2 separate regions of the Homo sapiens genome follow, and region 2 is linked to region 1. The links are chromatin loops, found by intact Hi-C in ENCODE. Cell type or tissue: IMR-90. All regions are shown on one strand. Each heading gives the region's core, and the rest is flanking DNA. Links, peaks and the distances in the headings are about the cores only.

Evidence for each region. A loop is a pair of places that touch in the nucleus more often than their neighbours do. Peaks named below come from ENCODE experiments on the same cell type or tissue, not always from the same donor. Only the 100,000 strongest peaks of a DNase experiment are listed, where the experiment ranks them.
Region 2: it touches region 1 in a loop (10-fold over the local background); 49 of 110 quality-filtered maps call a loop at or near these places.

Annotation. Positions count from the first base shown.
Region 1 is chr2:148,988,638-148,991,558 of GRCh38, forward strand. It overlaps KIF5C (kinesin family member 5C), which reads left to right. Exons shown (of 26, transcript NM_004522.3): 16 at 2,373-2,561. Among named protein-coding and RNA genes, the nearest start is that of LYPD6B, 49 kb to the right of the region's middle. In IMR-90, for the core only: a CTCF peak has its summit at 1,459 (motif pointing left); a DNase peak (open chromatin) is centred at 1,454.
Region 2 is chr2:148,639,398-148,642,318 of GRCh38, forward strand. No RefSeq gene overlaps it. Among named protein-coding and RNA genes, the nearest start is that of EPC2, 3.9 kb to the right of the region's middle. In IMR-90, for the core only: a CTCF peak has its summit at 1,576 (motif pointing right); no DNase peak of the experiment used is centred there; H3K27me3 peaks cover 909 bases.

The sequences.
Region 1 (2,921 bases), core at 157-2,656:
AAGATACACCTGGTCAGGCTCAGGAAGGTGTTTCTCATCCTTCTCCTACACTGGACTAAAGACAGTGGCAGAACACACTCAACTTAAAGATTGCATGCTTTTCTCACCCAGTGTCTCCATGCCATTAGAATAGAAAAGGAATATAGTGAGGAGTGGTTTTGGTAGGCAGATCTTTGGCAGTCGGAAGTAAAATGGGTTTAACAAGGACCTCCATGAAGGTAGAGTCAGAAATAGATACTTGTCAATTTTCTTGCTGTTGACATACATTCTGCAGTATTGTTGACACTGGAGTCACTTGACATGTACTATTGTTGAACTTTTTTAATTTTTAATTTTTATTTCAGTAGGTTTTTGGAGGACAGGTGGTGTTTGGTTACATGGATAAGTTCTTTAGTGGTGATTTCTGAGATTTTGGTGCACCCATCACCTAAGCAGTGTACACTGTACCCAGTGTGTGCTCTTTTATCCCTCACCCCACTTCCCACCCTTTCTTCCAAGTCCCCAAAGTCCATTGTATCATTCGTATGCCTTTGTGTCCTCATAGCTAGCTCCCACTTATGAGTGAGAATATACGATGTTTGGTTTTCCATTCTTGAGTTATTAATACTTCACTTAGAATAATAGTCTCCAATTCCACCCAGGTTGCTCCGAATGCCACTATTCCATTCCTTTTTATGGCTGGGTAGTATTCCATGATTTTACACACACACACACACACACACACACACACACCACATTTTCTTTATCTACTCATTGACTGATGGGCATTTGGGCTGGTTCCATATTTTTGCAATTGCAAATTGTGCTGCCGTAAACATGCACGTCTTTTTCATGTAATGACATCTTTTCTTTGGGTAGATACCCAGTAGTGGGATTGCTGGATTGAGTGGCATATCTACTTTTAGTTCTTTAAAGAATCTCCACACTGTTTTCCATAGTGGTTGTACTAGTTTACGTTCCCACCAGCAGTGTAAAAGCATTCCCTGTTCATCACTTCCATGCCAACATCTATTTTTTTTTATTTTTTTTATTATGGCCATTCTTGCAGAAGCAAGGTGGTTTCACATTGTGGTTTTGATTTGCATTTCACTGATAATTAATGATGTTGAGCCTTTTCTATATGTGTGTTGGCTATTTATATTGTTGTTGAATTCTTATGGTAAGGTTGATGCCAAACTACAGGCACTCAGCAGTTTCTAGTGTACTTCATATTTGCTACCAAATTTCAGGGCTGATACCTGGTTCCATTTTTTTAGCCCTCAAATGTTTACTGAACAGATAGTGATATGATGAGTGAATGACATCAATAACGACATAGGTGGGCACTCAGAGTGTACTGTGGAACATCAAAAAACCACGGTTGGAGTCATTGTCTTTCAACCAGTGGAAGCCTGTGTTTCTGCGCTGGATTCTGGACAGGGCTCTTTGTTTTCTCTTAAGGTGCTAGGCTGCACTCTGGTGGCTAAACAAAATATGCACACAGTTACTTGCTCATTTGGTCAATTGCTCTTAAAGACCATGTTTGCATTTCAGCGGATGGGTTTCTATCCCAAGTAGCTTGCTTCAACTTTTGTTTCAAGTAGAGCTTTGAAACTTAGAAACTAAATATAGATCATGCGGGAATGCTGGCTGTCAGAATCTTCTTTTCTAAGGTGGATTTAGACTGTTGTTCTCAGATGATCTTAAATAATGAGCTAGATTACTGTCTGTTTGGAAGGAACAGGTGTGAAAAGGCAAAGGAAAATAGACTGGTAGTAGTAATGAAAAGTTATGCTGAGAAACCTTCATCAAGAAGCCCTTTGGTAATTCATAGTACATTCTTATTTATTCGATTTTCTGTTTAATTGAGGACTACATAGAAACACCTTTTTATTTCAATCCTTGTTTATAGAAACATATTCAAGGCATTACACTACTTGTCTACCTGAATAAGCACACTATAGAGAACATTAATGAAGTTTTGATTTGAGTTTTTATAGGAATTCAGCATCACCTTTCGGAGCATTGGGTGTCGCTGCTGTTACAGAGATGTAAGGTGTAAGACATTGAATGGAATACCTTTTTGAAGTTATCTCCTTTTAAAAATCTTCAGTGTTTCTTCTTATGCTGTCATTTCTCTTTCTAAAAATTGATGGTAATGAAAAACCTAGTTAATTGAGGATTATATTTAGTAGGGGGTTTCAACTGAAAGTTTCACCTGAGGTGTAGGAGAACTTGGGGTTGAATGTTTAGTACTTTCCGCTTGTCCTTTAATTAGGATTCTGAACCAGAAATCCATGGACACCTTGGGGATCCAGGGGCAGGTTTCCAGGGAGTCCGTGAACCTATGGAAATTGTGGGCAACATTTGAGTGTGTCCCCTTCTTTGCTCAGTTGGCAGATGTGAATGGAGTCATTGAGGAGGAGTTTACCATGGCCCGCCTGTACATCAGCAAGATGAAGTCAGAGGTCAAGTCCCTGGTGAACCGCAGCAAACAGCTCGAGAGCGCCCAGATGGACTCCAACAGGAAGATGAATGCCAGCGAGCGGGAGCTGGCAGCCTGCCAGCTGCTCATCTCCCAGGTGGGCCCTTCCCTTCCCCATCATTGCACTCTTGTTGTCTTGAGATCTGCTCCCTCCATGCCCTTGCTGGTGCTGATGGTGCACCTTAGGCTTAGTTGAGGGACTGCTTTGTGTAAGCTTGGCCTCCCCAGGTGATGGCAGCCCAGGTCTATTCCTAGGGCTACATTTTGTTGTGTGAAATAGATGAATTCTGTTGAGTCCGTTCCCTTTTTCGAGGATATATCTATCTACCCATCCATAGATGGATGGCTAGCTAGCTAATGAATGTAAAAGATTGGGTGGAATCTCTAAAACTCCTGTAAGTAAGGCAATATTCCCTCATCTTTTAATCTCTACCATAGGTCCACTTTAATATGGAAA
Region 2 (2,921 bases), core at 269-2,768, 350 kb before region 1:
CACTGTGGAATTTAAGGGGCTCTCAGTATGCTACTATCAGAACCTTTTTCTTAGGAAACAGGTTATTTTGTTCTAGGGGACAACAAAAGATCAGATCAGTAAGGCATGGCTGTTAATAAATCAATTCACCGATTTTCTTCAATTCAGGATTCCAGCTGCATACGCCATTCACAAATCTGTGGTTATAAACATTTAATCTTTTGTTGGTGGTAGAGATTTAAAAAAATAGGTGAGAGGAACCATGTTTAGACGAGCAACCCAAGTTTCCTAACAATGGACTCCTCTTAGCTAACACTTGGACCCCAGTGAGCTTGGTGCTCTGAGCCTGCTTGTTGTCTGAGATGGGCCAGCAAAGTCAGTGAGACTGAACTGCCTTCACAGGGATTGAAACAACCTTCCAAGTTACCTTTCAGAGGTGCCTCAGGAGAACAGGATGCACCAATGGAGACAGAAACTGTGAAGAATATACATTTCAGGAGCCCTAAACCAACAGTGGGTGTGCATCTGTAGCCCCCAAAGCCCCAGGATCTCCACTCCAACACCCTTATGAAAATAATATGAATCATCCAGCTAGTTCCATGAATGTAATAGTGTCTTCAGCTGAATGACAGCTGTGCTGAATTTAGAGTGGGTTTCCTCCAAGTGTGGAATTTCTCAAGGGCAAGGTAGCTGGATTGGAAAGGATCCTATTTTTTAACCTCCCGTGGCCTTGCTCCAACAATTGTATTTCTGTTCCAAACTCGGTCATTTTTAAAACCTCACTATCATCCAATTTTATTAAAATAAGTACTTATTTTTAAAAATAATTATTTTACTTATTTTATTAAAACAAGTAGGCTCATATTCATCAGCTCAATGGAACCTAGTGCCTCTCAAAAATCCAAAGTCCAGGCCAGGTACGGTGGCTCACTCCTGTAATCCCAGCACTTTGGGAGGCTGAGGCAGGCAGATCATGAGGTCAGGAGTTCAAGACCAGCCTGACCAACATGGCAAAACCCTGTCTCTACTAAAAATACAAAAATTAGCCAGGCGTGGTGGCATGTGCCTGTAATCTCAGCTACTCAGGAGGCTGAGGCAGGAGAATTGCTTGAACCCAGGAAGCAGAGGTTGCAGTGAGCCAAGATTGCACCACTGCACTCCAGCCTGGGTGACAGAGACTCCATCTCAAAAAAAAAAAAAAAAAAAAGAAAGAAAAAAAAAATCCTGAAATTACATCTACATAGCTTGCTTGCTGTTTGGACACACATAACTGTCCAAGTCAGATTTGTTAGCTTCATCACAAGAGCTTTACTTATTTCTCTTATCCCCATCCAAAAGCCTGAGTGAGCAGCGTCAATCTATTCCAAATGTGGAGCACTGGTTGTGTTTTACGGTCCGGGTGGGGCAACAAATGAGACAGGCTGTCAGTGCAATTCAAAATTGGGTGTTGTGGACCCTCTGGAGCTGTGTGTTTTCAAATCTGTTTCTTTTTTTTTTAGTTACCAAAATGCAGAGCTTTCAGGCTGATTATTTTGGAGTCTATTTGGATCCTTTGTGGAGCTGGGAAGTAAATCGTCAGCTTATACACAAGGTGGCACCCTGTGATTCCAACCAGGTCTGAGAGGAGCGATGCTGCTAAGAAACTGAGCCACAGTCACAAATTTTTATTTACCATCTGCTATTCCCACGGTGGCAAATGCAGAGGTAGAAGTAGATGTTTGGCAGGTCACCTCTCAGTGTAGTCTCTGTCCCTATGTCTCAAAGATGCAGAGCTGCCTCAGAAAAGGGCACTGGAACCACAGAACTGATTCCAGTTGATTGTAATGAATGCAGACCCCACATTCAGATTACATATGGAAAACAACGAAGCTTTATTAGTACTAGGCTCATTCCTGGGAACATAAGGGGGAGGGGTGGAGATGCAGTTCACATACTAACCCAATTAACTTTCAAATGGTTTTGCTGAAACCAGGAGCCAATTAGAAAGAACGTGACATTTGCAAAACTCTGAAATAGTTGAATAGCAACTGTGTTTACTAGTTTTAAGATTCCTTTCAAAAAGTAATTTGTCCATTATTTGGAAGCTGCCTGCCTTGATTATAGTACTGGGAGATGGACACTGGAATGTAATCCTAATTCTAACAGTTATTTGACATTTATTCTAATTTAGACTACATTTAGACAGTGATTTTATTTTGATATGGCTTTAAACTGGTTTTAATTCTTGGGTGCTTATATATTATGCTTGCTGGGCTAAATGCATGTCATTTGGAATTGGTCTAGAGCATATCTGAAGTGGACTGATTTTAGAATGACTATACTTAGCGCATTGTATGTGGAAATTAAAATAGGCTATTAGGCTGCACACCCATTTGAGGCAGGTCTTGATAAAAATATTTCATGAGAGAATTTTTTATTTTATAAGAAGATATTTTTTGCTTTTAGCACTAACAATTATATGAGTATTCAACAAATCAATCAGAAATAAACTTTATGAAAAGTAATATTTATATACAAATAAAAGTTACTTTCCAAAAGTGAACAGTGGCATTCCGGTTTGGGCACTGAATTGGAAGCCAAGAAAACACAGGCTGTGTCTCCGTTGAAAAGTATATTGTGTTATTTGCCTTAAATGGTTTTATTCCCAGCTCTATAATCATTGCCTACAGGGTGAGAAGAAAATGGAGATTTGGGGAAGAAATCTTTTACATGGTCAAAGTAAAAGAACAACAAAGAAACAACCACAACAGCAAAAATCCCTTCCTATAAATTCCAGGTTTCAAAAAGGTGTTTTTGAATAACATTAATTGGTTCTAAAATCTCTATGCACAAAGGTACAAAGCTGGACAACAGGGTAGGCCACAGTAAGAACAAATATTGGCAGCAATAGCTAGGTCAGGTGACAGGCCAGTGAGGTATGTGAACTATAAACTAGAGTGGCA